Regions from separate parts of the Homo sapiens genome. Here all the other regions are linked to region 1. The links are chromatin contacts, found by Hi-C or POLR2A ChIA-PET in ENCODE. All regions are on one chromosome and are shown on one strand. Each heading gives the region's core, a stretch centred on a gene start or an enhancer-like site at or near the end of the contact. The rest is flanking DNA. Distances are from core to core; before and after follow the strand shown.

Region 1 (2,700 bases), core at 88-2,587:
TCAAGCCAAATAAGCCTCCCATCATAGCACCTATCTCATCATCCAAGTAATGCCAGCATGGTGAACCCTACTACTGTCACAGCTCAGGTCTACCTGTTCCCCATGTGATTTCCCTGGAGATATGCCATGTCTGATCTCCTTCTGTGTCACCCCAAGTGCCTGGGGCTGCACTTGGCACTTAGCAGGCAGTTTGTTAAATTGAATTTGAGTTGCATGTTATTCCAAAATGTGTATCCCGCCTGGGTCTATTCCTCAGGAACTCCCTAACTCTTACTCAACTCTCTGCTTTCTGAGCCTCCTTGCTCCAGCCTTCCCTGGTCTGTCAGGTTGGGCTGCCCTTGCCTGGAGAAGTTCCTGTTTGGGCTGTCTAGGGAGGTAGCAGCATTTGTCTGCTACACCCTTCTTCCTGCACCACCCCACTCAGTTTCTTCCACATTCTGGCACACCCCACTCCAGCATGGACACTGCCCAGGGAAGTGTCCCCATTTCTTTCTTTCTCCAAACTCTAGACATAGCACCTATCTTGGAGGCCTGGTATCTGGATGTCCCTTGGCCTCTCCCAGGAAGTATAAACTGTCTTCTTGGTGGGTACAGCAGCTCACTTGATATTTACAGCACACAGTGGACCCAGGGACAGACTGCATTCCAAAGAGCTTCTGAAAGTGTTAATCTTGGCATTGGTGAACTCCTTTAGGGAGTGAGTGGCACTTACAGCCATGGCTCCCGGGCCCTGGTACGCCTCTTGATCCACTCCATTTTGAGGCAGGGCTGTATCAGACCAAGCTATTGGGAGTCTGTTTTTACCTTGGGGAGTGCATTCTGGCAGTGCCATCTCGGACATGGCAGGCAGTACCTGGTCTGGACTGAGCCTGGGGCACCATCCAGCAGGGCCCTGTGTGTGCCTCTGCAGAGCCACCTTGGGAGGAGGCGGCCAGTAAGACTTAATTGCTTCCTTTAGACAGCACTACCTTGAACACAGCCTGCAGAGTTCGGTGCCTGCCTTGGACAGCCCCTCTTCTATACGTTCATCATGACCCTGGTGCCTGTCCTAGGCAGTGCCACTCAGCCCCTTTCGGACCCTTTTCGGACAGCCTCCAGTGCCCAGTGCAGACAGAAACTCCAGGCAGGGCCTCTCTCAGACACAGCGAGAGGGGCTTCGGAGTCCACAGCGGACGGAGGCTGCCAGGGCAGCGCCCGGCCCGCCTGGCCCACGTCTGGCGGCGCGCACTGGCGCTGCCAGGCAGGCCGGGCGTTTATCCCCACAGCCGCCAGCAGGGAGCTCCCTTTCGGCTCGGCCTGCGCGGTCGCTGGGGGCGGCGCTGAGCTGCGCCGCGCTGCGCTCTGCTCCATCCCTGACCGGGCCGAGGCTGCTGGATGCCGCGTCTCCGCTTCTGCTGCCTGCCGGGCGGGCTCCGGTGGCCGGTGAGTGCCGGTCGGCGGCGGCGGCCGCTCGGTGGCGGGCCCGGCTTGGTGGGGCGGCGGGGCGGGCTCCGGCCGGGAGGGAGGGCGGGCGGGCGGCGGGGCCCGCCGGCTCCTCCTCCTCCTCCCCCGTCCCCTGGAAGCAGCGGCCCGGACTCCCGGCTCCCGTCCCTGGCGGCGCCGTGGAGCTCGACGCCCGGGGGTGGGGGCCGATCGGGAGCGGCGGGGAAGGGGGAACCACCGGCCCTTCCAGCCAACCTGGGGGGCGCAGGGAGGCAGGACAGGGTGGCCTTCAGTGTGGGGGGATTTGGGGCTTGGAGGCGCCCAGGTGGCCCGGAGCTGCGGGGTGGGGGCTGCAGCCTCGAGGGTGGGGGGACTTCTCCTGCCCCCGTCCAGGCCCCACGATGGAGCGAGCGAGAGAGCGGGGCGCTGAGGAAGGCAGCGGGGAAGGGGAGCACCTCTACCGACCCTTTTATCCCTCCCAGCGGCCTTCACTCTTTCACTGCCGGGCAGACTGCGGGCTCCTCTCAAAGGAGCAGCTGCTAGACAGCTGGCAAAACAATGGAGACCCCGCTTCCCTGGGCCCCCTCCTCTTGGGACAGAAGATGAGAGGGTGAATGGTGGCAGGCTTTGGGGATTAGGGAGTGCAGGCTGTGCCCTGAGACTGAATGCTCACCTCACCTTTCCCTGCAGAGGGGTGGGGTGCGTGTGGGAAGGTCGGACAAGCTGCCCCAGGCCTCTGGAGAGACCGCCCCGACGCCCCGCCCTGCTAACCTGTCATGCCAGTTGTTTCGCCAATGGGAAGGGGAGGTGGTAGGGGTGGCTGCCCCCTCACCCTGCCCCTTGTTAGTGGGGGTGCGCTCCTTGGTCCCAAACCCGGCCAGGAGTGTGGGTCATGTTCCTGGGTGCGATAAGGCCCGCAGGGACAGGCCAGGCATTGGGGCTTTGTTTTGGGGGTGGAGATGGGGGAGTTGCCCTACTGCAAGGCACATGTGTCTTGCTGATTAGTTGGAAAGGTTGCGGCCAGAATGAGCTAGAGGTGGGGGGTGGGGGAGATGGGGAGGAAGACAGCCAGTTTGTTTTTGAGCGGGTATTCATTTTGCCTGACCACTTTGCCAATGGGGCATGTGTTTGGCGCTGGCCTCATAGTTTGTATTTGTGTGGGGAGGGCTGGGGGAATGCTTCCTGAGAGGGACTGTCCTGGCTAGGGCTTTCATTCCCTCAGATGGCCACCCCGAATTAAAGAATTGGATTCCCTCCCTGCTTCACCCTGCCAATGAC
Region 2 (2,700 bases), core at 140-2,639, 410 kb before region 1:
TGGTGCTCCCCCCTACACACCAGCTAGGTATCGTTGCTTGCAAAAGCCCCACCAGCTGAGCGGCTGGCTGTCGAGGGAGGGGAGGCCTGCAAGATTTTTTTAAGGTGCAATTATAAATAAAGCCCATGGATCGCGATTTCAAACAAACTTGTCAATCTGGGCCGCAGCAAAAGGCGATGGAGGCAGCTTTGCATGTATTTCGGGTGGTGTGACTCATGAGCATTACTTGTCTCCCCTAGGGAAGGAGCCTGCCCACCCACAAATCACTGCCGCTCTGGCACCGTTGGGATAATCGACCAACTTGAGCACCCCTGCCAAAGGACTGCCCCCATCTTAACAAGCAGGAGTCTCTGACTCTTGGAGAACCCCTCCTCAATTGTCACCACTGACCTGGCCCCCAGGTCTGGCCCTGGGGACCTCTACCCTCTCCCCACAAGCAGAGTGCCCGGGCCTTTTGCTGCTGCAGGGATTGGGGGTTGGGTACACGCGCGGCACACGCGTATGGGGGCGCATGCTCAGTGCGGGGGCTGCGCTCATGTGCGGCCTCTACCTAGGCTCCCTGCCCCCCAGCCCACCCACGTCCCTCACCTGCCTTGCCTTTGCCTGCCTCGTCGTGTGAAGTCCAGGAAGAAAGGCCGTCACCTGAAACGGCCCCTCTATGTTATATGCACCCTTTCTGGACACACACACCTCTGGTGGCCCAGAAACACCGTGGGTGTGTGTAAGGCGGATGACAAGTGGATGTGAGTGCACACAGGCACAGTGGTCACTCCTCGGGAGGTCTTTAAAAACCGCCCAGATTCTCTCCTCTCTGGATGGAAGGATGCATGGAGAGATAGATATATTTTTAGTCCGGAGGCAGGGGAATACACTGCCTGACCTTTCTGGCACCTGGGCGTCCATATTGTTAGCAGTGGGCGTATTCAGCAAGAGTGTGACACATACACACACACCCCTGGACACACAGATGTGGACACCTACGGGACAGGGACGCACACCTCACCCCAACCAGAGATAGACGGGTACCCCAAGGCACAGCCCCTTTGACCTGGAGCGGGACTTGGGCCTCCAAGTCCTTCTTCCCTAATCCCCACCCTCGCCGTCCGTGGGCCCAGCGTCCCCCGGTCCACCCCACGCGGAAAGTGAAGGGGAGGGGGCTGTGAGGGTGACTCACATTGCCTCCGGGCCAGGCGAGCGCTGCAGCGGAGGCCAGGGCCGCAGGCCACGCTGCCCGCCGGGGCCGGGCATCTGCCGCGGCCCCTTTAAGCGCCCCCGCCCCCTCCTGCCCGCGCCCGGGCTTCCTTTCTCTAGGGGGCGCGGCCGGCAGCGCGCGGCGGGGCGGGGGTGCGGCCCCTCCCCCTGTGGGCAGGGCCTGCGCCGCTTCCTGCAGAAGCGGCCGGGAGCCGCGCAGGGGGCGGAGAGAGGAGCCGCGAGCGGCGGCGGGGCGGCGCGGGGCGGAGGGCGCCCGAGGGCGAGCGGGCAGGCGGGCACGGCGGGTTCCGGGCCAGCCCCGGGGCGGACGGTTGGCCGGGCGCGCGGAGCCTCGCCGGGGCCTCGCCGGAGCCGGGCCGGGCAGCAGGGGCCGCCGCCGCCGCCCGGGCCCGCCGCCCGCGCCCCCCACGCTGGCCCAGAGGGCTGCGGCCGCGTCGCCGCTGAGGATGTCCCGAAAGGGGCCGCGAGCGGAGGTGTGTGCGGACTGCAGCGCCCCGGGTAAGCGCGGCGGGGCCGGGGGCGGGACCGCACAGCCAGGCCGCCGCCGGGCGGGCGCCGGGGCCTGGCAAGAGCGCTGTGCGGGGCCGGAGGGCTGGGCGGGGCGGGGGGCTGCGGCCTCCAGGCTGGGCCCCCGCCTCGGCCACTGCGGAGCTGCGCCCTTGGCGGGAGGGCCGGCCTGGGGTGCCCATGCTCCCTGGAGGCCGTGGACTAGCGAGGAAGGACGTTCCCGGCGCCGCCTCCCGCTCCTCGGTCTGAGGGAGGCGGGCAGCTGGCTGCTCCTCCACCTCCATCTCTGTATCCGACGGAAGCGCCAGCCTGGGGTGGCAGGAGGGCCGTGGCGGAGGCCGTCAGGGCTTGGGAGGTGGGGGCGAGTGTGGTTTTATGTCATCTCAGTGCCACCCCCGCGTCTTGCACCTGCTGCTCGCGTGGTCGGTACGCCTGCCGGGGTGGTGGAGGGCAAGGAGCAGAGGGCCGGGCAGATGCGCCAGTGGGGCCTGAATACCGTCTCCTCAGGAGCAGATGAGCGGTGGCTACTCCCAGGACTCCCTGCCTCGGGTTCCTAAGGCTAGCGCTCCTTGCCGGGCCTGGCGTTCAGGGCCAGTCTAGACCCGGGTGTCTTCTCGGGAGGCATCCCCAGGCCTGCTGGTGGTGACTGGGAACAGCTCGGCTGGACCCTGCTGTTCCTGTTCACCGGTAAGGCCTGCTTGGGAAAGTGAGCTTGGCATCAAGCTATCCTGGGTGCGGGCCCCTCCCTGTCCCCTAGCCCAGTCTGGCCAGAAATGGGTGGGAGGCCGTGCCGAGATTCCCCGTATCCTGCTGGCTTCCTGGCCTGTCTCCTGGCTGTATTTACATGGTGGTTCCCTTCCTTTTCCTAACAGAGTTAGGACTGGGCTGGAGTGAAACCCCCCAGGCCTGCTGAGGAAGTCAGGGGTAATGATCCAAGAGGCTGCTCCCTTCTGATGAGGGAGGACAGCCAGTGACGGGGCT
Region 3 (2,700 bases), core at 21-2,520, 500 kb before region 1:
ACACCTTGAAATGTCTGGTACATAGTAGGCACTAAATAAATTTTTATTGAATGAATTGAATATTTACTAAAATAAGTAGTTATACTTAAATGGAGAAAAATCTTGAGAGACTGAGGTAACCTGGATAAAAATACCAAGCGTGCCTTATTCAGTCCTTTCCTTCCTGTTGCGTGAAAAAGCTACTTTTTTTTTTTTTTTTTTTTTTTTTTTTTTTGAGACAGTCTCACTCTGTGGCCAGGCTGGAGTACAGTGGTGCAATCTCAGCTCACTGCAACCTCCGTCTCCTGGGTTCAAGCGATTCTCCTGCCTCAGCCTCCCAAGCAGCTGGGACTACAGGCGCACACCACCATGCCCAGCTAATTTTTGTATTTTTAGTAGACGGGGTTTCACCATGTTGACCAGGATGGTCTCTATCTCGACCTCGTGATCCGCCCGCCTCTGCTTCCCAAAGTGCTGGGATTACAGGCACCACGCCCTGCTGAAAAAGCTACTTCTTAATGTAAAAAAGCACTCTGGCCTGAATACAAGCCAAAAATGTAATGTCGATTCCTGTATATCAATGTCACTTGTCCAAAGGTTAACCAAAATCTGGTCACAAGCTTATAGATCACACTCTTTTGCAGCTTCTGTATCTTTTTATATAGTTAATTTCTAGATTTGTCATTGGGCTACCAACCCACCATATTTATACTCAAAATTATACTTGTTGCTAAGAACCTGGCTAAGCACTCACTAAATACAAAACAAAAAGCTACTGTAAAACTATCCCCACTTCATCTTGGGAAGCCGTTTTCAAAACAAATTTTTTTGTGCGCTCATCTCATCTACTCAACAAAACTTGTGGTAGAGCTGTCTTGCTCCTGGACTCTGGCATGGTAGCTGTGTTTCTGTTGTTCAGGTCCAGGTTCTAATGTGGATAAGCTGTTTCAGTCTTGATTTGAATCTCCTGAGCTCTGGAATCACTCTTTTTTTTTTTTTTTTTTTTTTTTTTTTTGAGAGGGAGTCTTGCTGTGTCTCCCAGGCTGGAGTGCAATGGCGCAAATCTCAGCTCACTGCAACTTCCACCTCCCAGGTTCAAGTGATTCTCCTGCCTCAGCCTCCCGAGTAGCTGGGATTACAGGTGTCTGTCTGCCCCTGCACCCAGCTAATTTTTGTATTTTTAGTGTAGAGATGGAGTTTCGCCATGTTGGCCAGGCTGGTCTTGAACTCCTGACCTCGGCCTCCCAAAGTGCTGGGATTACAGGCATGAGTCACCGTGCCTGGCCTGGAATCACTCTTAAGGTGTTAAGCAGCACAGGCCAGCAAGTGTAGTGGAAAGCCCAACTAAGGGCTAGCCTCCTTTAACCCTGCAGTGACTAACAGTTAAAGTTTGGTATTCATTATGTTGTTTTTAAAGCATAATGGTTTCCCCTTCCCCCAATCACTTTCAGATATATTAGAGCACCCATTACAGATTCATATTCAACATTTGTTTTACAGGACAGTATATTCACATATATTGTTTTATTTTAAGTATGTTATGTCTTTATACCTATATCTATGAGAATAGGTTTTATTATTCACAGTTCAAGATGAAGAAATTAAGGCTGAGAGAGGTTAAATAATTTGTTTAAAAAAAAGTTGTAATACTGAAGGAAATCAATCCCAGATCTTTTGGCATAGTAGATGTTCAATAAATGGTAATGACTATTACATTTTAGGCACTTAGACACTATTTTACTCTTTTATTTGTTATTTAATCTTCAAAACAGTACAATGAAGAAGATATTTTTATCCCAGTTTTACAAATGAAGAAATTAAGGCACAAGACAGTTAAGTAATTTGCCTAAGATTATACAGTTGCTGGGCGCGGTGGCTCACGCCTGTAATCCCAGCACTTTGGGAGGCCAAGGCGGGTGGATCACCTGAGGTTGGGAGTTCAAGACCAGCCTGACCAATATGGAGAAACCCCATCTCTACTAAAAATACAAAATTAGCTGGGCGTGGTAGTGCATGCCTGTAATCCCAGCTACTCAGGAGGCTGAGACAGGAGAATCGCTTGAACCAGGAGGTGGAGGTTGCAGTGAGCCGATATCACACCATTGCACTCCAGCCTGGGCAACAAGAGTGAAACTCCATCTTAAAAATAAAAAAAAAAATAAAAATAAATTTTAAAAAAAGATTATACAGTTAGTGCAAGAAACCAGGTTCCAGAGCCCATAATCATACTGTGAACCCAGGTTCCAGAGCTCTTAACCATACTGTGCTTTTCCACAGTATGGTTATGCCAGATTCTTTCTAGTACACCATGCTTCCGCTCTAGATAGATTGGCATGGAGCATCATGGAAGCCTTTCGGAGACTAGCCAGAGTGGGAAAGCAGTTACAGCAGCGTTAAGGAGAGATAGTGGCAGTAGCCTAGGGTAGGTTACTGTTTCCCAGAGAAGAGATGTGATAGAGCATACAATCAGGGGTCCATGGCTTTCTGTACGAACCTCTTCCATTAACTTAAAGCCCTTCCTGGGCTAATGTGAGATTGAAATAGCATTTTAGGCCGGGTGCAGTGGCTCATGCCTGTAATCCCAACACTTTGGGAGGCTGAGACGGGTGGATCACTCTGAGGCCAGGAGTTTGAGACCAGCCTAGTCAACATGGCAAAAACTCATCTCTGCTAAAAATACAAAAATTAGCCGGGCATGGTGGCACATGCATATAATCCCAG

Evidence for each region. Hi-C counts contacts between places; a loop is a spot of excess contacts on that map. ChIA-PET counts read pairs that join two places held with the same protein, here RNA polymerase II (POLR2A). Pooled maps may share reads with other maps.
Region 2: a pooled map shows a loop between it and region 1 (3-fold over the local background). The contact joins the promoter of GIT1 here to the promoter of MYO18A in region 1. A Hi-C loop is called at or near these places in 1 of 168 maps with a recorded cell type or tissue (mammary epithelial cell) and 5 of 50 pooled maps. POLR2A ChIA-PET finds 5 or more read pairs at or near these places in 6 of 52 experiments (HEK293, MCF 10A, OCI-LY7 and 3 more).
Region 3: POLR2A ChIA-PET joins it to region 1 with 12 read pairs in IMR-90. The contact joins the enhancer-like site here to the promoter of MYO18A in region 1. POLR2A ChIA-PET finds 5 or more read pairs at or near these places in 5 of 52 experiments (HEK293T, IMR-90, OCI-LY7 and 2 more).

Annotation. Positions count from the first base shown.
Region 1 is chr17:29,179,035-29,181,734 of GRCh38, reverse strand. It overlaps MYO18A (myosin XVIIIA), which reads left to right and starts at 1,337. Exons shown (of 42, transcript NM_078471.4): 1 at 1,337-1,422. RefSeq lists silencers at 1,258-1,478, 1,444-1,493, 1,614-1,663.
Region 2 is chr17:29,588,337-29,591,036 of GRCh38, reverse strand. It overlaps GIT1 (GIT ArfGAP 1), which reads left to right and starts at 1,389. Exons shown (of 20, transcript NM_014030.4): 1 at 1,389-1,710. The coding sequence starts at 1,659. RefSeq lists enhancers at 409-1,308, 2,208-2,700 and silencers at 1,061-1,540, 1,801-1,990.
Region 3 is chr17:29,678,846-29,681,545 of GRCh38, reverse strand. The region is part of intron 6 of SSH2 (slingshot protein phosphatase 2); the gene reads left to right. Among named protein-coding and RNA genes, the nearest start is that of SSH2-AS1, 41 kb to the right of the region's middle. Within about 2 kb of position 1,270, at least 2 of the 41 ENCODE cell types and tissues checked have a DNase peak (open chromatin) inside an H3K27ac peak, as active enhancers do.